Linked DNA regions of Homo sapiens: all the other regions are linked to region 6. A link is a contact called in ENCODE Hi-C or POLR2A ChIA-PET data. All regions are on one chromosome and are shown on one strand. The core of a region is the stretch at or near the end of the contact, and the rest is flanking DNA. Distances in the headings are between cores, read along the strand shown. Region 1 holds the start of NOL9 (nucleolar protein 9). Region 2 holds the start of RERE (arginine-glutamic acid dipeptide repeats). Region 3 holds the start of ACOT7 (acyl-CoA thioesterase 7). Region 4 holds the start of LINC02606 (long intergenic non-protein coding RNA 2606). Region 5 holds the start of ENO1 (enolase 1). Region 6 holds the start of VAMP3 (vesicle associated membrane protein 3). Region 7 holds the start of NPHP4 (nephrocystin 4).

Evidence for each region. A loop is a pair of places that touch in the nucleus more often than their neighbours do. ChIA-PET counts read pairs that join two places held with the same protein, here RNA polymerase II (POLR2A). Pooled maps may share reads with other maps.
Region 1: a loop to region 6 is called in a pooled map, with 5 times the contacts of the local background. The contact joins the promoter of NOL9 here to the promoter of VAMP3 in region 6. A Hi-C loop is called at or near these places in 5 of 50 pooled maps.
Region 2: a map of B cell shows a loop between it and region 6 (7-fold over the local background). The contact joins the promoter of RERE here to the promoter of VAMP3 in region 6. A Hi-C loop is called at or near these places in 3 of 168 maps with a recorded cell type or tissue (B cell, CD4-positive, alpha-beta T cell and naive thymus-derived CD4-positive, alpha-beta T cell) and 8 of 50 pooled maps. POLR2A ChIA-PET finds 5 or more read pairs at or near these places in 1 of 52 experiments (B cell).
Region 3: a pooled map shows a loop between it and region 6 (7-fold over the local background). The contact joins the promoter of ACOT7 here to the promoter of VAMP3 in region 6. A Hi-C loop is called at or near these places in 10 of 50 pooled maps. POLR2A ChIA-PET finds 5 or more read pairs at or near these places in 3 of 52 experiments (H1, OCI-LY7 and activated T-cell).
Region 4: a pooled map shows a loop between it and region 6 (28-fold over the local background). The contact joins the promoter of LINC02606 here to the promoter of VAMP3 in region 6. A Hi-C loop is called at or near these places in 2 of 168 maps with a recorded cell type or tissue (CD8-positive, alpha-beta T cell and naive thymus-derived CD4-positive, alpha-beta T cell) and 8 of 50 pooled maps. POLR2A ChIA-PET finds 5 or more read pairs at or near these places in 1 of 52 experiments (WTC11).
Region 5: a loop to region 6 is called in a pooled map, with 8 times the contacts of the local background. The contact joins the promoter of ENO1 here to the promoter of VAMP3 in region 6. A Hi-C loop is called at or near these places in 3 of 168 maps with a recorded cell type or tissue (CD4-positive, alpha-beta T cell, CD8-positive, alpha-beta T cell and gastrocnemius medialis), 1 of 37 single-sample maps with no recorded cell type and 12 of 50 pooled maps. POLR2A ChIA-PET finds 5 or more read pairs at or near these places in 1 of 52 experiments (activated CD4-positive, alpha-beta T cell).
Region 7: a pooled map shows a loop between it and region 6 (12-fold over the local background). The contact joins the promoter of NPHP4 here to the promoter of VAMP3 in region 6. A Hi-C loop is called at or near these places in 2 of 168 maps with a recorded cell type or tissue (B cell and posterior vena cava) and 9 of 50 pooled maps.

The regions. Positions count from the first base shown.
Region 1 is chr1:6,552,272-6,556,182 of GRCh38, reverse strand. NOL9 (nucleolar protein 9) reads left to right here and starts at 1,670. Exons shown (of 12, transcript NM_024654.5): 1 at 1,670-2,076. The coding sequence starts at 1,681. TAS1R1 (taste 1 receptor member 1) reads right to left here and starts at 876. Exons shown (of 6, transcript NM_138697.4): 1 at 619-876. The coding sequence starts at 809. RefSeq lists a silencer at 1,705-1,964 and an enhancer at 3,359-3,859.
Region 2 is chr1:8,816,097-8,819,964 of GRCh38, reverse strand. RERE (arginine-glutamic acid dipeptide repeats) reads left to right here and starts at 2,325. Exons shown (of 23, transcript NM_001042681.2): 1 at 2,325-2,805. RefSeq lists silencers at 1,788-2,017, 2,118-2,417, 2,668-2,727 and an enhancer at 2,081-2,375.
Region 3 is chr1:6,391,798-6,395,306 of GRCh38, reverse strand. ACOT7 (acyl-CoA thioesterase 7) reads left to right here and starts at 1,540. Exons shown (of 9, transcript NM_007274.4): 1 at 1,540-2,050. The coding sequence starts at 1,908. RefSeq lists enhancers at 656-1,166, 1,167-1,679, 1,680-2,191 and silencers at 1,420-1,869, 2,140-2,229.
Region 4 is chr1:9,427,434-9,431,236 of GRCh38, reverse strand. LINC02606 (long intergenic non-protein coding RNA 2606) reads left to right here and starts at 2,241. Exons shown (of 2, transcript NR_104622.2): 1 at 2,241-2,315. RefSeq lists enhancers at 1,996-2,085, 2,146-2,375, 2,874-3,508.
Region 5 is chr1:8,876,480-8,880,323 of GRCh38, reverse strand. It overlaps ENO1 (enolase 1), which reads left to right and starts at 1,638. Exons shown (of 12, transcript NM_001428.5): 1 at 1,638-1,744. It overlaps ENO1-AS1 (ENO1 antisense RNA 1), which reads right to left and starts at 1,489. Exons shown (of 2, transcript NR_038351.1): 1 at 1,364-1,489; 2 at 439-759. RefSeq lists silencers at 915-1,164, 1,885-1,934, 2,145-2,264 and enhancers at 1,023-1,614, 1,615-2,208, 2,209-2,801.
Region 6 is chr1:7,770,009-7,773,657 of GRCh38, reverse strand. It overlaps VAMP3 (vesicle associated membrane protein 3), which reads right to left and starts at 2,362. Exons shown (of 5, transcript NM_004781.4): 1 at 2,273-2,362; 2 at 147-216. The coding sequence starts at 2,274. RefSeq lists silencers at 1,999-2,228, 2,193-2,435 and enhancers at 2,669-2,718, 2,462-3,158.
Region 7 is chr1:5,990,611-5,994,028 of GRCh38, reverse strand. It overlaps NPHP4 (nephrocystin 4), which reads left to right and starts at 1,604. Exons shown (of 30, transcript NM_015102.5): 1 at 1,604-1,785. It also overlaps a transcript of KCNAB2 not described here. RefSeq lists enhancers at 255-304, 2,181-3,035 and silencers at 1,055-1,304, 1,385-1,564, 1,605-1,774, 1,925-2,104.

The sequences.
Region 1 (3,911 bases), core at 421-2,920, 1.2 Mb after region 6:
GAGGGAAAAAGCGGCTGGGCGCGGTGGCTCACGCCTGTAATCCCAGCACTTTGGGAGGCCGAGGTGGGCAGATCACGAGGTCAGGAGATCGAGACCATTCTGGCTAACACGGTGAAACCCCGTCTCTACTAAAAATACAAAACATTAGCTGGGCGCAGTGGCGGGTGCCTGTAGTCCCAGCTACTCGGGAGGCTGAGGCAGGAGAATGGCGTGAACCCGGAAGGCGGAGCTTGCAGTGAGCTGAGATCGCGCCACTGCAGTCCCACCTGGGTGAAAGAGCGAGACTCCGTCTCAAAAAAAAAAAAAAAAAAAAAAAGAAGAGGGAAAAAGCTGCCCTTGCTTAGGCCTGGCCACCTAGGTATGGTACAAAGCCAAGAACCAATTTCAATGAAGTTACAATACAACACATTCTAACAGCAAGGGTGAAATAATTGGAAACTGGCCGAAGTGTCTAGGAAGGTCTAGCCAGCACTTAGGTGGCAAGTGGATTGATGAACAAGGCCTGGGGACAGTTCAAGGGGCAAAGGCAGAGGCAAGGTCCTGTTTGGAGGATGGCAGCCAGAGGGGCCCTATAGCCAGGGGTCCCACTAAGTGTGGCTCTGCTGGCCCCTCACTCACCTGTCACACAGGGTCACCTCGGGTCTGTGCCTCACCTGCAGACAGCCAGAATGGAGAGGGAACAGGCCTGCCAGGAGGTAATCTCCGGGGAGGGTGAAGTCAGGAGAAGACTCCGTGCTATGGCAGGCAAAGGCCCAGCAGCAGGAAATGAGAAGCTGCAGGCCGACCAGGCGAGCCGTGCAGAGCAGCATGCTGGCCAGATGCCCGCGCCTGGCATGGCCAAGGAGTGGCCTCTAAGGAGGCCAGTTGCTTAAATAGAAGGCAGCTGCCGGATGCTTCCTAACTTCAGGCCCCCAAAAGGGGTGGGACTGGAGCCCAGTGGCTGAAGCAGGACTGTTTGCCTTGACATTCCGGGCCTGCGGTCCCACTCAGGAACTGGGCAGGACGAAGGCACAGATGCAAACCAGGTGGCACCCAGTGACCCTTCCTCTGGACGGTTGTGGGTTCTGTCCACGCTCTGTGACTTCACCTGGCTTAGAAAAGGAGCTCTGGCATTTTGGGGCGAGGTGGGAGGCTGGAACACAATTTCTCCGGGTGTTGCGAGGTTTCAGAACTTTTTACCTGGGCCTCAGTTTACTAAATGAGACACAGCTTTGAGTCGACACCCCCCTGCCCCAGTCTCCAGTTTTCTGACATTAAGATTCTGAGCAAATTGTCATATACTTTCGCCTTGTTACCCAGGGTTGCTCACTTCGAAACAAATGCATGCAAACCGAAGGTATGCAAATAGACATGTTTTGTTTAAACTGCCAATCCTAAAGCTTTTTCTGCAGGAGAAAAAAAATATCCCGGTGTTTTTCCGGAGAGGTGGCCCATGGCTGGTCGCGAGGTTTCTGGCTTTCTCTCTCCGGCCGGCTGGGGTAGGGAATTTGCGTAACGTAAATGGAGTCCTCCGTGGAGCCCCTCGACCAGATCGGCTGGAACCTCCTAGTGTGCTTCCGGAGGTTGCCGGCAGAGGGCGCCGGCGGCTCGGAGGCCCCTCTTTTCGGCAGCTGGGAGGGCAGCGGGGCGGACCGACGGGATCTCGCGAGATTCTCGCGCGGTAGGCCCTGAGGACCCAGCATGGCGGACTCGGGACTGCTGCTAAAGCGGGGTTCCTGCCGTTCCACTTGGCTGCGGGTCCGCAAGGCCCGGCCCCAGCTCATCCTCAGCCGCCGGCCCCGCCGCCGGCTCGGGAGCCTGCGCTGGTGCGGTCGGCGGCGCCTACGGTGGCGGTTACTGCAAGCCCAGGCGTCCGGCGTGGACTGGAGGGAGGGAGCCCGCCAGGTGTCGCGCGCGGCGGCGGCCCGGAGACCCAACACCGCGACCCCCAGCCCGATCCCTAGCCCGACCCCGGCCTCCGAACCCGAGTCCGAACCCGAACTCGAATCCGCCTCGAGTTGCCACCGGCCTCTCCTCATCCCACCGGTGCGGCCCGTGGGCCCCGGCCGCGCGTTGCTGCTGCTGCCGGTCGAGCAGGTAGGTGGGGGGCGCCGGTAGTAGTCCCCGAGGGCAGGGAGGGCTGGAGAGGCAGCCCCGGGAGAGCTGCAGGGTAGGAGAGGACCGTGGTCCCCCGGGCCTGTTCTCTGGCTGCCAGTCGGATTCAAGTCCATCCTCTTGATGGTTGGTGGCAACTAGGCTCCCCTGAGCAGCAGGGTAACAGGTACCCTGCTAAGGGGTCCCTAGGCCTTACGAGCTAAAGGGACTTTATTTTGTTTTGTTTTCTTTCTTTCTTTTTCTTTTTGAGACAGAGTCTCACTCTGTCCCCCAGGCTGGAGTGCAGTGGCACAATCTCGGCTCACTGCAACCTCCGCATCCCGGGTTGAAGCGATTCCCCTGCCTCAGCCTCCGGAGTAGTTGGGACTACAGGCGCGTGCCACCTCGCCCGGCTATATTTTTTGTATTTTTAGTAGAAACGGGGTTTCGCCATGTTAGCCAGGATAGTCTCGATCTCCTGACCTTGTGATCCACCCGCCTCGGCCTCTCAAAGTGCTGGGATTACAGGTGTGAACCACCGCACCTGGAACTCTGAAAGGGATTTTAATAGTTAAAAAAAAAAAAGGTTGCAATTACTGAGAGCTCAGAAATTCCAGGATTTAAGGGTTCCAAAAGTGTTTTAGGCTTTGAACCCATTTAAACATCCAGCTCTCTTACGGAGTAGTTGTCCCTCTCTCTAAGTGTTTACAGACGAGGAGACTGAGGTTGGGTAACTTACACAGTAGAGGGAGAGCTAGGAGTCGAACTCAGGCAGCCTGATTCTTAACGTGGATGCCATTCCTGGAGATTCCCTGTCTAATGCAGGAGGGAAGGCAAAACCCAGGAAGTTCTGGAAGAGACTTGGCAAGCTGTGGGTCTTTAAAAGGACAGAGTGGTAGAGTCTGTCTGAACCAGGAGCACAGAGCCGAGTTCACGGTCACCATGCTTTCTCTGTAGCTGCCATGGGGTATGATCTTAGTTTAAAAATATAAAGTATGGGCCAGGCGCGGTGGCTCAGGCCTGTAGTCCCGGCACTTTGGGAAGCCGAAGCTGGCAGATCATCTGAGGTCAGGAGTTTGAGACCAGCCTGACCAACATGGTGAAACCTCATCTCTACTAAAAATACAAAAATTAGCTGGGCATGGTAGCACACGCCTGTAATCCCAGCTACTCAGGAGGCTAAGGCAGGAGACTTGCTTGAACCCGGGAGCTGGAGGTTGCAGTGAGCCAAGATCACGCCATTGCACTCCAGCCTGGGCGACAGAGTGAGACTCCGTCTCGAAAGAAAGGAAGAAAGGAAGGAGGGAGGGGAAAAGAAAGAAAGGAAAAGGAAAAGAGAGAGCTGGGCACAGTGGCTCACGCCTGTAATCCCAGCACTTTTGGAGGCTGAGGTGGGTGGATCACCTGAGGTAGCGAGTTCGAGACCAGCCTGGCCAATATGGCGAAACCCTGTCTAGTGGCTCACGCCTGTAATCCCAGCACTTTTGGAGGCCTAGGTGGGCGGATCACCTGAGGTCAGGAGTTTGAGATGTGGTGGCACACGCCTGTAATCCCAGCTACTCTGGAGGCAGAGGCAGGAGAATTGCTTTAACCTGGGAGGTGGAGGTTGTGGTAAGCTGATACTGTCCCAAAAATAAATAAATAAATAAAAATTAAATAAAATTAAAAAATTTAAAAGGCTGCAGCCATAAAAAGGGATGAGATCATGTCCTTTGCAGGGACTTGGATGGAGCTGGAAGCCGTTATCTTCAGCAAACTAATTCAGGTACAGAAAATCAAATATCGGCCGGGTGTGGTGGCTCACGCCTGTAATCCCAGCACTTTTAAGTTCCAGGGTA
Region 2 (3,868 bases), core at 1,076-3,575, 1.0 Mb before region 6:
TGGACTTCTAAATTTACATTTTTATGGATAAATGAAAGTGACGGCCAATCCCTAATACCATAGTAAATGTTATTTCCTAACGTGGAGAGCCTCTCTCCTCCCTGCTGGATGGCAGTGCATTGTCCATTTGTCTACCACAGAGCTGAATCTTTATTAGAAATAATGCTCCTGTAAGTTTCGAGACCAGCCTGGGCAACATAGTGAACCTCCATCTCTACTAAAATTACAAAAGTTAGTTGGGTGTGGCGGCACACACCTGTAATTTCAGCTACTCAGGAGGCTGAGGCAGGAGAATCGCTTCAACCGAGGAGGTGGAGGTTGCAGTGAGCTGAGATCGTGCCACTGCACTCCAGCCTGGGCAACAGAGCGAGACTCTGTCTCAAAAAAAAAAAAAAGAAAAAAAAGAAAGAATGCTCCTGTAGATAGAGATTTTGATGGAAAGTGAAGCCATCTAACTGATATACTTTATCCCTCATCATTTCCAAACAGGAAGTCAGATAGTCCTATCCATATCTAGAATGTTGGAAGCAGTTTATTGAATTTATTAGGTTTTAAAATTCAGTTCTCACATTATCAGATATATAAAGAGATATTAACTAGTTTCCCCATTTCATAACTCCAGCAAAGAGGATTTTTCTTGCTGAAAGTTACTCAGAAATGTGATGGCAAGGATCTATGGCTTTTTTTTTTTTTTTTAAGATCTCTTGGGTCATGGTCCAATAGTATCTGTTAGTCCAAATTATTCTTTAAAGAATAATTGAATGTGGGCCGGGTGCGGTGGCTCACGCCTGTAATTCCAGCACTTTGGGAGGCTGAGGCGGGCGGATCACCTGAGGTCAGGAGTTCGAGACCAGCCTGACCAACATGGAGAAACCCCATCTCTACTAAAAATACAAAATTAGCTGGGTGTGGTGGCGCATGCCTGTAATCTCAGCTACTCGGGAAGCTGAGGCAGGAGAATCGCTTGAACTGAGGAGGCGGAGGTGGCGGTGAGCCGAGATCGCGCCATTGCACTCCAGCCTGGGCAACAAGAGTGAAACTCCCTCTCAGAAAAAAAAAAAAAATGAATAATTCAATGTGGAAATTATAATCTGAATAGATTTTCCAAGGAGAAAATTATCACTTCTTTTGAAACAGATGAGTGAATTATTTTGTGCTACGTTTTCTACCCCTTATTTTATACGGACCTTAACTCCTTCGGGAAGAGTGTATGGTATAAGGACACCAATAAGCATTTACAGAATATTAACAAACCAACAATAGGTTGATGATTCACCCTGGATTCGTGCCAGGCTCTGTGAAAGAACTCAATAAACATGATGTGCATTTCAAAAACTGCTAATCATAATTGAAATTTCCAAACCCCTCAATCCCATAAATTATATGAACTAGAATATGATCATTTGGCCTGCCCCTACTCCCTTTACAGCATGATAGACCCTGTGATTATCAGGCTTTCGGGAAGTGGGACACAATACTTCATTCTTCAAAGAAAAAGAGGTGATGTTTGGTCTTTTCCTCTTTTTAGATTTTTTTTCACACGTACCTTATAGAGTTGTACACTGCTCTTTCTAAAATCCCTTCTGTACCTGTACAGTCTCTCCTTTATGCCTTCATGACACTTTTTATTCTTTTCAAATAAGCAGTGCGACTTATCACTTTTATTTTTCTTTCTGTAATTCATCTTTTGTCATGTACACTATTTGAAAAATATTACAAGCCGCTCATCAGAATTTCGAAAGAGTCCATATGAGAATGGTTTACACCCACTCTGTAGCCCGCAGCAACATGGATCCGCGTCCTAATGACTGAAAAGGCCAATTAAGACCCGGGTAACAGCAAGATCAACCGGACTTCCCCCCACCCCACCCGGGACCTGCCCGCGCCGCCAGCCCGGCCCAGCCCGGGGGGCGCGGGGGGCGGTACTGGAGCGCGGCGGGCGGCGGAGGAGGGCCGGCCTCGCACTCTCACAAAGACGCGCCCGCGGCGGGAGCCCAGCCCACCGCCTCTGGCCGCCGCCTGCAGCGCGAGCCCTCGAGCCCCGGGCCGCGGCGTTGTCAAGGCTCGGCCTCTCTCCGCCTTCTTCTCTGCTCATTTTATTAAAAAGATTAAAAAAAAAAAAAAAAAAAAAAAAAAAAGGAAAAAGAGATCCCGCCTCCTCCGCCTCCCATTGGCCGGGCCCCCGGCCGCGTCACACCGCGCTGTACCAATGGAGGGGCGCGATACTGCGAGGTGGGCCGGGCCCGAGCGGGGAGTGGGCGGCGGGTCGGTGCAGCAGCTCCGCCGCGGCTCCGCCACCATCGCGGAGGTGCCGCTGTTCCCACAGACGCTCGCGAGCAACCCTCCGCGCTCCGGAGCCTCCTCAGCCTCCCGCACACCCCGAGACGCTCGCCCCGCTGGGCCTCGGTCCCCGCCTCCTCCCCCGTCCTTTTCCCCTCTCTCGCTCCCCACATTGTCTCTGCCTCATTTTCTCTCCTAGTTGAGGATTAAAAAAAAAAAAAAATCACCATCATCCTCAGGGAGCCCCCTCGCCCTCGGAAAACAAAACCAGACATGATCCTGGGCTCCTGCTTCTGAAAGATCTGCCCGACCGAGGAGGAGGGAGCCTAGGTTCAAGTCGCAGGAAAGGTCACGGCAGGGAAGCCCCCTCAGCCCCTCCGCGTCGCCTCCCCGCGGGCCGCCCCTCTCGGCCCTGCGCCCCGCGGCCCCGCAGCCTCCGCGCGGCCTCCCGCCCCATCCCCGCCACTTTCCCCGGAGCTGGGCCGCGAACACCTCACTATTGATGGTGTAGCGCTTTAGGGGAAGGTAAGTGTCCAACTTGCCCGCGCCGGGTCGTGTGCTTTCTTTTTTGGCCCCTCGTCCTGGTGGTCAGAGAGGGTCGGCCGTGAAAGCAGTCACTCGCCCGGGGGGAGGCAGGAAGAAAAGGCTGGGGTCGAAGCCGAAGTCGAGGGGAGTCGGGCGAGGGCAGGGCACTTCTTTGGTCCTGTCCGGGCCAGGTGACCGTTCCTGCGTGCCTTCTGACCCCTGCTCTCTCTTGGCCTCTTATTCATGCTCTTGTTCTACTTGTTTGAGGTTAAACTATTTCATGTGACTACATTATTGGCTGAAACTGGAAGGGAAGGAAGTCAAGGACTGAAACTGTAAATTTCTTGAATGTTTGTGGATTTCGGGGTGCTGGGGGGAGGACTTTATTATTAAAGTATCATTTTCTCATTGGGGGAAGATTTCCTCTTTGTGCTCCCAATCTCTAGTTCTCAGCTGTATGTGATTAGAAAATTATGAAACCCAAAGTCACTTGCAGCAGAATAGAATTCTTACTATCCTGTTTTAGTTCTGCTCTCTGAAGGAGGGTGGCTTCTATTTATTACTAATTTTTAAGATGATGGAAAGATTCGTAGTTTTACATACACGTGTGTATGTGTGTCTGCTAGGAGGGGGGAAAAGTGTTGCAGGCTTCCTTTGAAACTGGTTGCTTGAGAAGTTGTTGAAAGGAAAACAGAATGATTCATTGTTGAATTGTCATTTTCCTCTGTCTCTTTTCCAAGGTTTGCTTACAATTTTTCTGGATTACAGACTTCAAACATTGATTTAAGTAAAATGGGTCCTTGAGAAACTGGGTGCTTTAAATGTTTCAGTATCTGTTGCTTTTTTAAGGTACATTTAGAAAGTAGTTTTGTATGAATCGTGAAATAGCCTTCTTCACAGCGAATTTTTAAACGCAAAAAAAGATAACTAGTAAGAGGGTGAACTTGGTGAATTACAAAATAGACATTTTAATATAGCAGGAATTGATGCATCTAAGATTTGAAACAGTTTTCATAATTGCTTTCCATTTAAAGAGAGACCTTTTTGTCTAGTGTACACTGGT
Region 3 (3,509 bases), core at 291-2,790, 1.4 Mb after region 6:
TCCACGCTGTAGGAGTGTTGTTCTTTCGCTCTTTGGGTCCACACTGCCTTTATGAGCCGTTAACATTCACTGTGAAGGTCTGCAGCTTCACTCCTGAGCCAGGGAGACCACGAACCCACCAGAAGGAAGAAACTCCAGATGCGCCACCTTAAGAGCTGTAACACTCACCACGAGGGTCCGCGGCTTCATTCTTGAAGTCGGTGAGACCAAGAACCCACCAATTCTGGACACATCTGTACTAAAAATACAAAAATAAGCCAAACGTGGTGGTGCATGCCTATGGTCCCAGCTACTCAGTGTGGTTGAGGCAGGAGAATTGCTTGAAACTGGATGGCAGAGGTTACAGTGAGCTATCACACCACTGCATTCCAGCCTGGGCGACAGAACGAGACTCTATATCAAAAAAAGAAAACAGGCCAGGCGTGGTGGCTCACGCCTGTAATCCCACCACTTTGGGAGGCAGAGGCGGGCAGATCACAAGGTCAGGAGATCAAGACCATCCTGGCTAACACAGTGAAACCCCGTCTCTACTAAAAATACAAAAAATTAGCCGGGCGTGGTGGCAGGCGCCTGTAGTCCCAGCTACTTGGGAGGCTGAGGCAGGAGAATGGCGTGAACCTGGGAGGCGGAGCTTGCAGTGAGCTGAGATTGCACCACTGCACTCCAGCCTGGGCAACAGAGCAAGACTCCGTCTCAAAAAAAAAAAAAAAAAAAGAAAACAGAAAAACAAAATTCTTAGTATAAAAGTCTTGAAATCACAGAGTTCTGACTTTGACTGCCCCTGCTTCTGGGAGCTACAGATCATGCTGTGGGCTGCCTCCACGGTCTGGTAACTCAAGGGTGACCGGGGTGAGGCACAGTTCCTTCAGAGCTACCTAGCTGAGTGTAAATGGGTTGTTCAAATTGCACTAGGGAGCCGGAGTTGCGTGGGTTTTAATTTAAAGATGTAAGTACAAATCTATGTGCATTGTAGAAAATTCGGAAAAGGTCCAACTGCCTAGCAAGTAAAAAGCTGTCATTCCAGCACGTGGGGGGTGACCGCTTCTCCCTTCTTGGGTGTTTTTTGGTGGATTTTTTTTGGTGACCCCGACTGGCCTAGACTCCATTCAAGGGCACATCTTGTGCAGTAAAACACGCATGTTTCAGGGCTCCTCACTGCAACACGTGCACCTCCAGGCTGGCGCTCAGCGCTCCCAGTAAAAGCTGCAGGCGGCGGTGTAGATAGTCGCCGGCCTTTCCTCCTCCCCACCTCGTGACGCTTTGTGCTGCGGAAGCAAAGGCCCGTTCCATTCCCCGTGTCTTCCCAGCAGCCGCCACCAATGCTCCTTTCTAGGAAACAGCCTTCCATTCTCTCTTAGGGCCGATCTTAGCGAGAGCCGCGATGCGGGCGACTGGTGCCGGGGTGGGTTGGGGGCGGGGGTGGGAATCAGGCCCCACTGCCAGGAGCCCGGGCCGCGCCTTCCGCTCTGACCTCATCCGGCCGCCCAGGCACTGGGCGCGGCAGCGAATCGGCGGCGCGGGCGGCCGGGAACGCCCAGCACAAATATTTACCGCCGCGCGGAGAGTGAGGGCCCAAGTCCGCCCTGCTCCGCCACTTAGGCCGCCCCAGACGCTTCCCTCGGGGCTGCCACCGGGTCGGGCGCGGCTGCCGCGGCTAGCGGGCCTTCCCCGCACCGGCGCGGCCCAACCGCCACCGAACCTTCTGGAAGCGGCGGCTGCCTGGGCCCCCACGCCGCCAGAATCGTACGCCCGCGCGAGCTCTCTGCAGCCTTGGCGGCCTGGGAGGCGGGGCTCGGGGTGGGGCCGGCGCGGGGGCGGGGTCGGCGCGGGGAGGCCGCGTTCGATTGCCCCCGGCGCGCAGGCCCCGCCTCACCAGCCCCATCGCTCCACCTCTGCCCTCCCCCTTTATGGCGCGGCCCGGGCTCATTCATTCCGCGCCGGGCCTGCCAGACACCTGCGCCCTTCTGCAGCCGCCCGCCGCATCCGCCGCCGCAGCCCCCAGCATGTCGGGCCCAGACGTCGAGACGCCGTCCGCCATCCAGATCTGCCGGTAAGAGAGGGCCCGCGCGCAGCCTGCAGCGGCCAGGCGCGCCGGTCACCGCCCCAGGCCTGCCCCGCTTGGCTCTGTGGTCCCCACCCGCCGAGGCCGCCCCCGCCCGCCGATTCCCCGCACGGCCTTCCGCGCCGCCGCCCCGGACGCCCGCCCGGCCGGGATGCGACTCGCGATGCCGCACAAGCCGGGCGGCCCCCGCCCGCCTCCAGCCGGCTCCTCCTGGCCGCATCTCCAGGGCGGCGGCCGCGCCACGGGCCGTTTGGGCGAGAAAGCCAGGCAGGGACGGGGCGGGCGGAGGTCAATGCACAGCTCCAGAGCCCGGCGACCGGCGCCCGTGGGCCGCCCCGCCTCGGGCCTCGCCCGAGCATCCCGGAGCCTCAGCCCCGTGGTCCTGCTTAGCCTCCTCGAGGATTCGGGATCATTACCTCGGCGGTTGTGCTGCGCTAACCAAAGCCCCCAGAGGTGGAGGGGAGGTGCCCAGAGCCGCGCGAGCCCCTCGGTGGGTGCCCCTGTGGGAGGAGGTTGCAGAGCTACCGTCTTCAGTGCACTGCTTCGGTTTGGGGGAGGGCAGGTGTTGAAAGGAAGAACAGATAATACTGTCTACCTCTAACAGTTTACTATGAAGAAAAGGGAATCAGTGGTCTGTTGGGCCTGAAAGCATCTTACACAATAGAGGCAAAGGGTTGTCCTTCTAGAGCACCCCCTCTTCTTCCACCAGGTACTGAGTAGATAGATGCAGGCCCCCAGAGGAAGCTGGAGGCTGGAGATCATGAACAAGCTCATTTCCCATAGGAGGTGGGGAGGGCAGCCTGAAGGTTACTCTGCAGTTCTCTTCGGCAGAATCGGAAGCAGCAGGCTGGCATTTGTGCATGAGCTAAGTGAGGACAAGGAGTCTAGGTTTTCAGCCACTGCACACAGGCTCTGTGGCCTGCGACCGGTCCTATCCTGCTTGATGAACTACCAGGAGTGAGAGCTGCTTTCTGTTTTGGTAGTGGGTTCCTCACATTTGGGGGTTGGGCATCACAGACTGACCTTGGGCTCAAGCCAAGTCCAATAGAAGCAAGTTACTTTCCTGTAGATGTTGACATCTCCAGGAAGGCTGGGCATATAGCAAGTCCTGGGTCTATGGCGATTCTTGACTCTCAGTCTCATCTTCTGGCCTGGTCGAGGGCCTCTCCTTACCTCAAGGTCGGTTTTGACTTTTCCAGAGGGGGAACGTCTTTGGGGGAGCCCTGCCCCTTTGACTTTGGCTCTGTGGCTGTTCTGGTCCCATCGACTCTGGAGGTGGGGAAAGCGGGGCAAAAAAAAAAAAGGAAATAACTGGAGACAGACAGCCTGCATCAGGTTCCTGAATCAGCTCTGCTGAGTATTGGCTGGGAAACTTGGGCTCCATGGTTTGCAAAGAGCTTATACCTGTCTCATCCCACTTGGTTTGCCCAATTCCCTGGGAGGTTGA
Region 4 (3,803 bases), core at 992-3,491, 1.7 Mb before region 6:
GTGTGATCTGCAACCTCTGCCTCCCAGGTTCAAGCAACTCTCCTGCCTCAGCCTCCTGGATAGCTGGTACTATATAGGTGCCCGCCACCACGCCCGATTAATTTTAGTATTTTTAGTAGAGACGAGGTTTCACCACATTAGCCAGGGTGGTCTCGAACTCCTGACCGCAGGTGATCCACTTGCCTCGGCTTCCCAAAGAATCCCAGCACTTTGAGAGGCCAAAGCAGATGAACCACCTGAGACCAGGGGTTCAAGACCAGCCTGGCCAACATAGCAAAACCCCGTCTCTACTAAAAATACAAAAATTAGCCAGGTGTGGTGGTGGGCGCCTGTAGTCCCAGCTACTTGGGAGGCTGAGGCAGGAGAATCTCTTGAACCCGGGAGGCGGAGGTTGCAGTGAGCCCACATGGGGCCACTGCATTCCAGCCTAGGCCACAGAGTGAGACTCCATCTCAAAAAAAAAAAAAAAAAAAAGCCACAAAGCAGCTAAGTGGTAAAGGGAGTCTGGAACCCAAGCCTCTAAAGCTCTAGCTCCTAACCATGCCTTAACCCTTGGATTCTGCAATGCACCCATTCTCTCCACAGACCTGTACTGAGCACCTATCATGTGCCACGCACTCTGTCTCAGAATTGGGGATGGAGCAATGATGAAACAAATTCCTGTCTTCATGCGGAGAGGGACATCAAATAAGATAAAGAACTAAATTAAACGGTTTATTAGAAGGTGATACATTAAATGCAATGGAGCAAAAGGAAGGGAATGGGAATGCGGGCTTGGGGGAGTCTGATTTGCAATTTAAAACCAGGAGGTTGGTGAAAGCCTTTCTCAGTGAGGAACATTTGAGCCAAGTCTTGGAGGAGGTAAGGGAGAGAGCCCTGGGGATAACTGAGGACAAGTTCCAGGCAGAGGTAAAGGCAAGTTCAGGATCCCAGAGGCAGAAGCAAGCCTGGCAGAATGGCCACTGTGGCTGGTGTTAAGTGAGAACGGAGACAAGAAAGGAAAGGTCTAGAACAGAGGCCTGGCCGTGTGGAACACTTCTAGCCATGGTAAAGGTTTGGCTTTTACTCTGAGACAGGAGGCCTGGTAGTTTTTGCACAGAGGAGGCACATGATATGACTTTTAACAGAATTACTGAGGTTGTTATGTAAACACAGACTGACGGGGTGGGAGCAGAGGAAGGACCAGCTAGGCAATTACAATAATCCAGGTGAGAGATGGGGGCTTGGTCTAAGATGCTGTTAGTGGATACCGGATTCTGGGGAAAAAAGAAAAGCCAATAGGATCTGCTGACAGATTTGACACGGGATGAAGAACTCTAAGTTTACAGCCTGAGAAGCCAGAAGGATTTTTCTTGAGGATGAATTCCAGGCTGGAGCTATAAGGAGGGGAGTCATCAGCACATAGTCTTTAAAGCCATGAAACCCGATGAAATCATCAAGAGATTAAGCGAAAAGAAAGAGAAGTCCAAGGAGCCAGTGCTGGGGGTACTGATACATTTAGAGGTCAGGAAAAAGAGGAGAGGCTAGCAAAAGAAACAGAGAAGGTGGGGCAGGGATGGAGGAGAAAAACAAGCGTGTGCACTGCCAAAAGCCAAGTGAAGAAAGTTTTGCGGAGGAGAGGGTGATAAACTGTATCAAAAATTGCTGATAGAGCAGGTAAGAGGAGGACTTGGGAGAGACTGAGTTTGGCTGGAGGGAGTTCAACAGAGTGGGAGGAGAGAGCTGGACAAAGAATATATACACTCTTCCAAGGAGTTACGGTATTCAGAAAGCGAAGGGATGGGGTGGGAGCTGGAGCCACCACAGGGTTCTCAGGAAGGGGGAAATTACATGTTTATATGCTGATGGGAACGATCCCTTCGAGAAGAAGTTAAGGCTCAAAAAGGTCAGGTTATCCCGGCACCAGTCTGGTCCAAACTCTTCTTCCCACCCCTAAACTACTGAAGTGATACATTTAAGTCTTCCCAGCCCTCCTGCCTTACACGAAATCCGATTAGGGCAGTTTGCATTTTTACTTTAATGGGGACATGTGATATTTAGCACCTTCGGTCAAGACGCCCCTCAAATAGGTTTTCGGGCTCTGCGTCCCAGCACGGCCTCCCGCGCGCTTTCGAAACGTCACCCTTGTCAGCTGTCCAGTTTTCCTCCAATCCCGCCTCGGGGGCGGGGCTGGCGCACCGTCTCTACAGCAACGCCTTAGCCAGAGGGTGCTCAGGTTTTCGGGACCGCGCGTGGCGCTCTCAGATGACGTCACACACCCGCGGCGCTTGCGTGACGTAAGCCCTGCTCAGTAAGAAGGCTCCGCAGGTCGGCAGGTAGGAAGAGCACTACCTCGCACACTGCGCATGCGCCACCTCGGGTGGCCTCAAGGTTGCTGTCGGGAGTTGGGTTTGAGGTCGGCTCCCTCTGGCTGCTGTCTCTTTAACCTGAACTAGAGAAGTCCTCCGCGATGCTGCAGTTTCCCGCTGGCTTTCTCGGAGCCACCTTGCGGGCAGATATCCGAGAATCAGAGTTCATTCTCTTCATCTTGCCCATCTCTTACCTCTGCTGGCGAGTTCTTCGTTGCATCCCAGTCTGAAAGTGCTAGTCGAACTCCCAATTTGCTGTTGCCCGCAAGCTTCCTCTAGCAGGTCATCTCCCTTCGAAACAGATGCTTTCAAATCTTGTGTCCTGGAAAGATTAGTAACCGTGCTCTTTAGCACTGGTGTTTGTAAGGGTAACCAGGCTACAACTGAGGACCTGAGAATTTCGGCTTTGAATCAAGTACTTGAGCTTTTACGTGCTAGGACCCGTGACTTTTGTTCACTGCTCGTGACTCTTTCTGTCTTCTTTCACATTTTTAGCCAGGATCCAGTTGGCCTTACTAAGTAAATGACCTCCAGAAAAATGAAGTATCGGCCAGGCGTGGTGGCTCACACCTGTTACCCCAGCACTGTGGGAGGCCGAGTTGGGCGGATCACTTGAGGCCAGCCTGGCCAACATGGTGAAACCCCGTCTCTACTAAAAATACAAAAATTAGCCAGGCGTGGTGGTGCACGCCTGTAATCCCAGCTGCTCCGGAGGCTGAGGCAGGAGAATCGCTTGAACCCGGGAGGTGGAGGTTGCAGTGAGTCGAGCTGGCACCACTGGACTTCAGCCTGACCGACGGTGAGACTCCGGCTCAAAAGAAACAAAAACAAACAAACAAACAAAGAAAAATAAAGTATCACTGTTCTAAAACTTAGAATTCCTTTACGTATTCATTGGCTGACATTGATTAAGCACCTATGCTTTTTTTTTTTTTTTTTTTTTTTGAGACAGAGTCTTGCTCTGTCAACCAGGCTGGAGTGCAATGGCGAGATCTCGGCTCACTGCAACCTCTGCCTCCCGGGTTCAAGCAATTCTCCTGCCTCAGCCTCCCGAGTAGCTGGGACTACAAGCACCCATTCTTTCCTGGATACTGTGCTGAACCTGGGGGCTACAGTGAGGATGACATCTGTCTCTGACATCATGGCACATTTAGGTGGTTAATTCAAGAAACATTGAAGTCCCACCTGTTTGCTAGGTACAGTTTAGATTATAAATGCTCATTGAAAGAATGAAGTGTGAACTAAGATCTAGCATGAGGCTGGGATTCGGTTTGAATTGAACCTTGGCCCTGCTCCTTAGGCGCTGTATGAGCTGGGGTGACTTCTGAACCCTCCTGCACATCTATTTCATGATTCATAGAAATGGGCATAATAATGCCTACTTCCTTAAGGTATCATGAGAGTTAAACCTCATGCTATGGTTTGGGGAGTCTTTTGTTTCCACTTCCTTATGAT
Region 5 (3,844 bases), core at 389-2,888, 1.1 Mb before region 6:
TTTTTATGTAAAATAAGATTGTTTGGAGCCCTTTCAGGGCCACGCCTTAGAATTGCTCTGAGAGTACCAAGTGCCTGATTTCTTAGAGTCCTTACCAGTAGGAGATGTTGGCTGTTGATTTAGCTGCTGAGTCATGGGGCTGGGGATAGTGGTTTTCAGTAGCCAAAAACGTTAGTGTGTTGCTGGTGAAATCACAAACTCTGCTTGCAAAATTTTACTCTTTTTTTTTTTCTTTTTGCTGAATTTAATCCTAAAGTTCTTGCTTCTTACTCACTGGAAAGCAAATACTATGGTCTCAATAGGCCTTAATTTTTAACCAACGCCATGGAAACCTGTCTGTAGCTAAGAGGATAAAAATGCTAGGGGTTAAGGAAGAAAAGCAGGTTTTGCAGCTGACCAGAAGAAATAATTAAATTCAAGTACATATTTGAACACCTCTTTACAAGGAAATGAGGAAAATCAGATGTTTTAGTTCTCTTACAGACCAGCAGTAATGTTGAAAAATATAAAAGTAGCCGTAACAGAAAACGAAGTGATCATCTCAGCCCTCCCTTGGAGTGGGGGGATATATTGCGGAGCTGAGTTTTAATGGCTATCAGTTCTTGATCAGAAAAGTGAAATCACTCCAACTCCTTCCGTATTCCACGGAATATGACCCGTCTTGAACTTTGAGAAATTCCCCGGGTCTGTGTGAAATTCCAGTTCCAAATAATTCACATGAATGGTTCACAAGAATCCAGGTAGGTTTGATCTAGTTCCCTAGATGGGAATGAGAGGGATGTAAAATTTGAGAGGCAACATGACATGGACTAGAGAGAGAATGAATTAACACTGGGGAAGCACGTGGGGGCGCGCCGGACACCTAGAAGGCACTCAAAAAGTATGAGGTAGAATTAAAGGAAAGTGAACCTTCCTTTGGCTGTCTCGGCCTGATTCTCACCGCAGCAAGGAGAAAGGGACAGGGTCACCTTGGCGGGTGCCAGGCGGAGCCCGGCCAGACGGGCGCGGCTGGAGGGCAGCGCGCAGGCGCAGGCGGCGCACGTGGCCCCGGACACGCAGCGCTGCGGCGGGGCCAGCGCCCCAACCCCGGAGTGGGGCCGAGGCGCGCAGCCTCTCAACGACTCGACGCCAACGGGGTCTCTCGGATCGCGGCGCGAGGCAGGAGGGGCGGGGCAGGAGGGCCGCGGCAGGCCCGGGCCGCCAAAGTTGTCAGCAAGGTCGAGGGCCGGACGTGGGGCCCCAGAGCGACGCTGAGTGCGTGCGGGACTCGGAGTACGTGACGGAGCCCCGAGCTCTCATGCCCGCCACGCCGCCCCGGGCCATCCCCCGGAGCCCCGGCTCCGCACACCCCAGTTCGGCTCACCGGTCCTATCTGGGGCCAGAGTTTCGCCCGCACCACTACAGGGCCGCTGGGGAGTCGGGGCCCCCCAGATCTGCCCGCCTCAAGTCCGCGGGACGTCACCCCCCTTTCCACGCTACTGCAGCCGTCGCAGTCCCACCCCTTTCCGGGAGGTGAGGGAATGAGTGACGGCTCTCCCGACGAATGGCGAGGCGGAGCTGAGGGGGCGTGCCCCGGAGGCGGGAAGTGGGTGGGGCTCGCCTTAGCTAGGCAGGAAGTCGGCGCGGGCGGCGCGGACAGTATCTGTGGGTACCCGGAGCACGGAGATCTCGCCGGCTTTACGTTCACCTCGGTGTCTGCAGCACCCTCCGCTTCCTCTCCTAGGCGACGAGACCCAGTGGCTAGGTAATGATTGGGGAAGGGCTGAGCAACGGGCAGGCGGCGCAGGGCTTTTCTGGGCTTGTGGGGCTCTTTTCCCTCCGAGGGAGGCGGCGCGCCCGCAGGCCCAGCGTGGCGGGGTCGGGGGCACGTGCAAGCCGCCTCCCTGGGTGGGAACTGGCGCCCCCGCTCACCCCGAGGCCCGGGGCGGGGGCGCAATGCCAGGCGCACGTGCTGGGCCCCCGATTTCTTTGGAGGGGAAAGTGCAGATCAACACGTGATTACCGACTGCGGGGCCGAGTCACTGTCAGGGAAGGTCGGGAGCTGCACACGCGAGCTGCTTAGCACAGCGGGAGTTGGGAGTGGAAGTTGCTTTTCCATCGTAGCCAAGTGTAAGGTTTTTGGGATAGACGCAGACTTAGCGGCGGTGGCCACTCAGGCCAGGCCCTTCCTAAAATGGAGGAGGGCGGCGATAGTGGAGATGGCCACGAGGCTGCGGCCCCCTCCCCCACCGGTAGCCCCCGCCTCTCGCCCGCGCTCGCGGCCCGCGCTTCTGCCTAGTAAGCGGTGACTCATTTAACTCCGAGAAGGCACCTCTTGAGGAACCTACAGCAGAGCCGTTAGATCATTGGCAAGTCCTCCAGGCGACCTCGCCCAAGTTGGGCAAGAGCGGCTCCCCGGCTGGCCACCAAAAATCGGGCCTGATCTGATTTGGTTTTTTTTTTTTTTTGAGTTTTGCTATTGTTGCCCAGGCTGGAGTGCAATTGCGCGATCTCGGATCTCGGTTCACCGCAACCTCGGCCTCCTGGGTTCAAGCGATTCTCCTACCTCAGCCTCCCGAGTAGCTGGGATTACAGGCATGCGCCACCACGCCCGGCTAATTTTGTTTTTTTTTTGTTGTTGTTGTTGTTTTAGTAGAGGCGGTGTTTCACCATGTTGGCCAGGCTGGTCTTGAGCTCCCGACCTCAGGTGATCCGCCCGCCTCGGCCTCCCAAAGTGCTGGGATTACAGGCGTGAGCCACCGCGCTAGGCCAAGAAGGATGTATTTTAAGAAAGCTTCCTGTTCAATGTTCCCCTGCTCTGTGCGCTTCTCTGGGCGGTAGGGTCCATTGCTTCACTTGCCTTTCAGGCCCACCCGGGCCCTGACTGCTCCATTCATTTACCGTGTCCCTAATTCGGGGTTCCATCCAGGCAGCTAAAAAAGCTGTGAATGGTCCGGGCGCGGTGGCTCACGCCTGTAATCCGAGCACTTTGGGATGCCGAGGTGGGCCTCCTCAGGATCACCTGAGGTCGGGAGTTAGAGACCAGCCTGACCAACGTGGTGAAACCCCGTCTCTACTGAAAATACAAAAATCGACCAGGCGCGGTGGCTCACGCCTGTAATCCTAGCACTTTGGGAGGCCGAGGTGGGTGGCTCACGAGGTCAGGAGATCGAGACCATCCTACTCTACTAAACCCCATCTCTACTAAAAATACAAAAAATTAGCCGGGTGTGGTGGTGGGCGCCTGTAGTCCCAGCTACTCTGGAGGCGGAGCCTGCAGTGAGTCGAGATCGTGTCACTGCACTCTAGCCTGGGCGAAAGAGCGCGACTCCGTCTCAAAAAAAAAAAAAAATCACCTGGGCGTAATGGCAGGCGCCTGTAATCCCACCTACTCGGGAGGCTGAGACAGGAGGCTGAGGTTGCAGTGAGCCAAAATGGCGCCATTGCACTCCAGTCTGGGCGACAACAGCGAAACTCCGTCTCAAAAAATAAAAAAAAAATCACACTTTATTTTCACATCCTAAGACGTTTGTCTTTTTTTTTTTTTCTGAGACGGAGTCTCTCTGTCGCCCAGGCTGGAGTGTAGTGGCGCGATCTCGACTCACTGCAAGCTCCACCTCCCGGGTTCACACCATTCTTCTGCCTCAGCCTCCTCTCCTGACCTCGTGATCCACCCTCCTCGGCCTCCCAAAGTGCTGGGATTACAGGCGTGAGCCACCGCGCCCGGCCAAGACTTTCTTTCGTCTTAAGTCACTAAAATGAAAACAAAAGTACTGAGGCACCCTAATAAAATTGCCTTTAAAAGTATGACTGAAATACTCAAAGTATACCACAGTGGTGGCCTGGAGATGGGGCAGGGGGATAT
Region 6 (3,649 bases), core at 1,113-3,612:
GCACAGCAGGGAGCAAAGTTTCGTTACAATTATGATACAGTCAGAATTTGCTTTACATTCACACTTTGATGATACTTTTTCTAAACAGATTTCCAGAGTACTCATATTTGTTTAAAATTCATATTTCCAACATTTCAGAGCAATACCTCATCTACTTGATTTTGTGTCTGCTGAAGTCTTCGATTACTGCCAGTGGCAGCAGTTGGACCTGTAGACCTGGAACATGTAAAGGCATGAGCATGAGTACATTACGATTCCAAATACATTTTCTTAAGTATAAAGATGTTACTCCGGGACTCTCACTGTTAACAATCTCTTACATTAGAACTAAAACAGAAAAAGAAATTCTTCCTGAAGCAATGAACGAAAGTTTTAATTGCATTTCTTCTAATTTCTCTATAATTTCCAAGACTGTCCCACCTACTAAAGGGACAAATGTTAAGCTTTAATAGGACCTACTTTGTATCCCTGAAGTATCTGATCCCACGATAGGTAAGCTCTACTGTCCTTTTTTGAAACTTGTTCTAAGGCACACATCTGCTTGAATGTACTCAGTACTTTCCTGATCTTTTCATTGTGGAAGGAACTGTTTTCATAGTTACAAACAGTTACAGAATGCCCTTTTTCCAATATGGAAAAATAGATTAATTTACAGAAACAGAGTCAGGAACACTGGGATGCAGGGAGTGGGTGGTGTGAGTGGAAAGGTGTGTTGAAGAAATGCCTCCTCTTTTAGGAAGGTACTCTTTCTTTTTCCCCCTCTTTTGAGAGACGGAGTTTCGCTCCTGTTGCCCGGGCTGGAGTGCAATGGCGCGATCTCGGCTCACTGTAACCTCCGCTTCCTGGGTCCAAGCAATTCTCTTGCCTCAGTCTCCCAAGCAGCTGGGATTACAGGCATGTGCCACCACGCCCGGCTAATTTTGTATTTTTTAGTAGAGACGGGGTTTCACCATGTTGGTCAAGCTGGTCTCGAACTCCTGACCTCAAGTGATCCGTCCACCTCGGCCTCCCAAAGTGCTGGGATTACAGGCATGAGCCACCGCGCCCGGCCCAGGAAGGTACTCATCTTTTAAAATCTTCATCAAAGGCTTTATTTCTCCCCATGCAGATCTTTCTTAACCACTCTGACTCTGAAGTCATTATTGGCTCCATTACTTGGAAAGTATCACTTTGGTTTTTCAGGTATAAAGTCCCGCCTCCTCGAATAGATCACAGGTTCCTGGGTCTTCTTACTCTCTTCTCTGTATCCTAGATAGCACCTAGCATGTGCCTTGGTATACAACAGTCTGATGGGCTGTTTGAACAGTCACTTTACATCTGTCATGTGTCAATGACCAGGGCTACAACAGATCTCATCACCGTCCTCACGGAGTTTAGTATCTGGTAGATAAGTAAGGACCATGCCGTGGCGCTAGACTCTTTCCATGCTTTTCCTCCTTTAACCCTCATAACTCTCTGAGGGGAATATTACTCCTATTTTACAAATGAGTAAAGTGAGGTTTAGAGAGTCAACACAGCTGGCTGCAGGACAGCTTGTTTTTAGATCAGGTCCTGTGTACCTTGGCTCTAGATCTTAACCACTGTGATCTATTGGCACAGCAGCCTCAGCAGGAACATTCGAGGGGGGTCCCCAGCTCCTGGAAGAAACCCGGGGCTTCCTCCGACGGTGAGCAATGAGCAGAATGGAGGTGGAAGAGGGAGTCCTTGTGATTCTTAACCATTAGCATTCTCTGAGTCTTACCACTGGAAGCAGGGGTTTGCAACGTGCTTTCGCTTAAGAGAGCGAAGGCCCACGGTTAAGTGATCTTTCCAGTGCAGATGCCCCTAGCTAGGCAAGGAGCTCTTCGGCCCACAGGGGCTCAGGACAGGGCCGAGGTCCTTTCTTTCGCAACTTCTGGGGCCCAGCGCAGCACCGGGCCGAGAGCGGGCGCTCCCGAACCAGGGCTGTCGTCCCCATTCCTCTCAGGGACGTCGGGGACTAGAAAGGGAAGGGGCGAGGAGCGGGCTGCGGGCGGGCAGCTCACTTCCTCCGGGAAGCGTCTCGCCGCCCCGCCCTTGCCCCTTCCGCGTCCGCCCGATGGCCGCGGGACCCGCCCGGCCCGTCTGCAGCCCGCGACCCAAGGGCCACCGCCCACCCCCAGGCCTCGGGATCCCCGCGCAGCCCCGGCCTGCGTCCGAGTGGCGGCCGGCGGCAACTGGGCAGTATGGCGGTCCCAGCGCGAGCTGCCGCCTGCGGGGCCCGAAGCCGCCCGCGTCGCGTAGCGTCACTCACATTTTGGCAGCTGCGGCGGCGGCAGCGGCGACGAGAGAGGGTCAGCAGAGAAGCGAAGTTGGGACCGGAGGCCAGGGAGATGGGTGGGACGGCGCGGCGCGGGGCAAAGACGTCACTAGGCGGAGCCGGGGGAGTGGGCGGGGCGAAGAGGGGGCGCGCCGGAAGTGGGCGGGGGCGTCGTGGGTGGGTGCGTCCAGGGCGGGGTCAGAGCGAGACGTCCCCTCCCCGGACGAGGTCACTTGGGAACTTGAGGGCCACAGGGGTCCCAGGGCGGTCCGGGCTCTGAAACGCAGAACGCAGGTCAATACAGCTCCCTGTCCGCACCGCCGTCCGCGCTGGCGCTTGGGGACGTGGTCTGTAAACGTGGTGCATTAGCCACTGGCGAGGGACTGCGTGGATAAGTGAGGGTGGGGGCAATTCATGTTATTCTGGGCTCGGGACCATTTCTAACAGTATTAGAGACAGATGACTGGCTTCTGCTGAGTGTTCCAGAGTAACCTAGTGATCCTGAGGGCACCATGTTTCTCTAAAGTAGTTGAAATAGGAAGTCCATTTCGGGTATTTGTCACATGGTGTTGGGTGAGGTTCCCGCTCATGTTTTCATCGGTGACACAAATATTTGTCACTGCAGATCATATTATAATCTGCTTACGAGAGCCTTGGCATCAAGGCTGTAGTTCCTTTATTTCTGTATTTTCAGGCCCTAGCACAGAATAGGTCCTCAGGTTTTGGTCGAAGGGAGGGAAGCACAAATCTGAACGCAGTGAGTTACCTTGTATATATTTGTTACTGAAATATTCCTACCAACATAGTTACCTACACCAAAAAATAAAACACTAATAGGTCATTGGTGGGTCTCTTAGATGAGAAGTGAAAAATACAGTACTTAAATACTATGCTGTTTTTTCCAACTCTAAATAGAATACTTTGAAAAGGGAAACGTTAGTATATATCGAATAAACGAGTGTCACAAAGGCGGTGGGATTTGAGCTGGGTACTAGTGGAAAAGAACTTTCCAAGTAAGGGTTGGGCAAACACCATGAACAAAGACAGCAGTGAAAATGGACGCAGTGTGCACAGACCACCTAGAGGGTGCAGGTTGGGTACAAGTGAAAAGAAGACTGAATAAAGAGGATAAACAAACAAGAAAAATGTCATTTAATTGTAGTGGGCCCTGGAAACCATTGACTTACGGACGTGGGAGATCCATGATGCAAAATTTCTCTGGCAGTAGTGGCCAGATGGATTAGATGGAAGAGGGAGCACTAGGGAGATAAGGAGAGGCTCTGCAGTGAACGGGAAGGGAGCGGCGATGACACAATACTCAGAAAGGACGACGTTCGTAATCTGCTGGAAAATGCCTTTTAGAAGACTTTA
Region 7 (3,418 bases), core at 355-2,854, 1.8 Mb after region 6:
TTACTTATGTCATCTCCCCTTGGACACAGTTCAACACAGGGCAGACAAATGAAAGGGAGGAAAAGACAACCCCCAGTGGCGGTCCCCAGCTCCTCAGCCCCCTCCCAACCAGGCAGCTCAGGTCTGGTTCCTAAGGTGGCCCTGCTAACCGCAGGGTCAAGACCCCTGCCTTCAGCTCCGTAGCCAGGTCCCTATCACGACAGGAAGCAAGAAAGTTACCAACCCCAAAAATGCTGAATCACAAAGTGAGGCTGAGCAGGAAAGTGGGGGTGGGGAGGGAAGGAGACGGTGGCCAGGGAGGAAAGGTGCTAAGGGGCTTTCCACCTGGAGCACCCCGGGATGCTGCGGGCAAAGCACAGTCCCTGTAAGAGCCCCCAGGACAAATGCCAGGAGGAGGGACACCAGGATGCGGCTGGTTGGCGGGGTGGGAAGGTGGGCAGGTACCCCGGCTGCTGCTAATGCCGCAGGACGCGGTGCAGCAGTGGGGTCTTTGCATCCTGGGAGCAGCAGCAGGTAGGGAGGTGCGGAAGTGCTTTGTGCCAAGGCCTGGCAGGAGGGAGAAGCTTAAGATAGGAGTAGGGGCTCAGGGTCAGAAGTGGCGGTGTGTGTGCTGTAAACAGCCCGAGGAACTGGTGCAGGAAGCAGGGTCACAGTCTTGGGGAGCAGGGTAAGGTGGTGAGAGCGTGCCCGCGGGGAGAGGTCGGAGGGGCTGGGGGCAGAATGGGAGGGTGGGGAAAGGGACCGGAGCGACACAGGGACAGGCAGCGAGAACGACGGATGAGCCTTGAGAAGCGATCAGGAGGAGAGATGGGGAGGACCGGGAACAGCAGCGCCCCGGTGGGGCTGCGCAGAGGCCGGGAGAGGGGATGAGAGGAGGATGGAGGAAAGGGGAGGGCGAGGCTGCTAGGACCGGAGCGGGCAGAGATGGGGAAGAGGTGCACCGGGAAGAGGGACGGCGGCAGGGGCAGGGGTCAGGGATGCGAGCTGAAGGGTCGGGCGGGCGGGAGGACAGGGAAGGAAAGACAGAAAGGGATGGGGGAAGGGAGACGATGGAGAAGGAGGTGAGGAGGCTGGAGAGGAGGTGAGACAGCGGCGGAGGCAGGGACGCAGGGCCGGGGAAGAAGAGATGGAGACGGGACCGCGGCGCCTGCCGCAGCGCGGGCCTCGCGGATACCCGCCGCCGCCGTCCCGGAGCAGCTTGGTGGAAAGCGCGCCCCGCCGGGGTCTCCCCGGTACTCACCTGGGGGCTCCAGCTCCGGATCCTGTGCCCCGCGCCGGATCTTCCTTCCCGCCCTGCCCCTGCGACTTTAGCGCCCCCGAATCCCGCTAGCTCCTGCAGGTTCCGCCAGCAGCATCTTCACCTCGTGGGACGCCCGGGGCCACGCCTCTTCCAGCTTCTGATTGGCTATTGTTCACGCCAGTCACATTACCATTGGTTGAGGGGTCGTCGGACATGCAAATCAGGATGGGCCCGCCGCCGCACCGATTGGCTGGCGCTCGCAAAGCGCAGCCCTCGACTTGGGCTCTGATTGGCTCCGCGGCCCTGACGGCGACAGTGACGCGAGGCGGGTTCTTGGACTGAGTGTGCGGCGCGGTGCGCCGCCTTCCGAGGCTCCTCCCGCGGGTGGCAGCGGACGGGGCGCGCCCCTCGGCCAGTCCTCGGTCCTCAGGCTTGTGGCTCCGTTGAGCACCGGCCGCCGGGCCTCTGGGTCCGTCGAGTGGAGACTCTCTGAAAAGCGTGGGCTCCGTGGCCTCCGGCGCGGCCGCGGCGGGTCGGTCTCCTAGGTAACGCGGCCCGCGGCGGGCGGAACCATGTGGGCCGGCGCCGCGGGGGAGGTTGGACGCGGCCTCGAGGCACAGGGGGCCTCAGTGTTGGCCAGAGCCTCGGGGTTCGGGGGTAGGGTGGTCCACGCCGTCCCTGCGTGGGGGCCCGGTGCCTGGGGTGCGGCGGTGGCGCGCGGCGGGGGCTGTCCCCGCGTTAGTCGCAGGCGTCCCCCCTCGTCGGGACACTTGGGGTCGGGGCCGCTGGGTGCCGTTTGGCTACGTGGGTTCCTTTCTGCCCTTGCCCTTTGCCCCCTGCCCCCTGCCCCCTGCCCCCTGCCCCCTGGCCTCTCTGCAGCCCCTCGGCTGAAGGGAGCGCGGTACCGATGTTCTGGGCCTTGGCTCCCCGCGCCCTAGTCCGCGCGCATCCTTCCCAGGCCGGAGTCCGCGGACCCCGCCTGGCCGCGCCCCTCCGCCCCTCCTCCCCGCCCCCCGGCTCCAGCTCCGGCTCCGGCTGTCAGTTCCCCGCGGTGGCTCTGCGGCCTTCGGGCGTCCCTGCGAGGCTTTGTACCCGGCGCCGTCCCGGCCTTCTGCGCCCCTTTCCTGCCTTGGAACCTCCCGGCCGACCCGGCCCGGAAGGCGCCACCCGCTCCCGCGTGCCCTTCCCCACGCGTGCAGGCTGCTCCCGCCCGCCCCCGGGCTTGCAGGCACCTCGCTGCCCGAGATTCCTCGTGTCTAACTTCTTAGGAGACCGCTGCTTTCTGCCTCCGTGTGTCGCGATGTGTGGCTTTGGTGGACGTCTGTGAAGGAAATCCAGCCTCTCGCGTGTGTAGTTGGCAAAAGGAGGAGTATTTCTGTTGATGGTGGGCAGCGCCTCCCGGTCCTAACCCAGGGCTCCGTTCGTTGCACCTCCTCTGTGCAGTTTCCGTAGGTCACACTTGTGTCTTTTTGTATGCTAATTTGTGCCCCGTTTCTTTACATTCTATGGGGGTAGCGAGCTTGTCTGCTGTGTTCAAGACCGTTTCTCCCGGGCGCAGGGTAGGTGCTGAAAGAATGCTCATGAATGAGGGAATTCCAGGCAGTGCTTAATCAGACCTCTGCTTCCCCAAAAGCTCCCCAAGGCATCTGGGTCTCAGGCATTACACATTTTCCATTCCGGGAAGGAGGCTTCCCGGACCCTGACAGCGCCTCCCACCCCCTGCATCTTCCTTCAGCCCTGCTCACCTCTGCACCCTCCCGGGGGCCTGTTGCTGCTCACAGTCACTTTCTTGTCTTTCTCCCCCACTGGCTTTCTAGATGCTTGAAGACAGCACATTTGACAGCCTTCTTATGCACTGGAACACAAGTGCTCGGGAAATAGTTGCTGAATAGATCAGCAGAAGCAGAGATCTCAAGGAGATTTCACAGCTCTCATTTTGGAGGTTGGAAACAGGTGGGGAGGCTGCGAATCTGTCCTGAAGTTAAAGAGGAGACAGCATTAGCCCTGGGTTCCTTTGGTGCTCTTACTTTTTCCCTCTGGGCCTCTCTTCTCCCTTGGCCTCTCCTGGCCTCCTTGATTGAGGTAGTGGGAGGTAGTTATAATAGCTTACAGTATTATATCTATAATACTATTATAATAGCTAGTTATAATAGCTAGCTGTGTGACCTTGGATTGGCT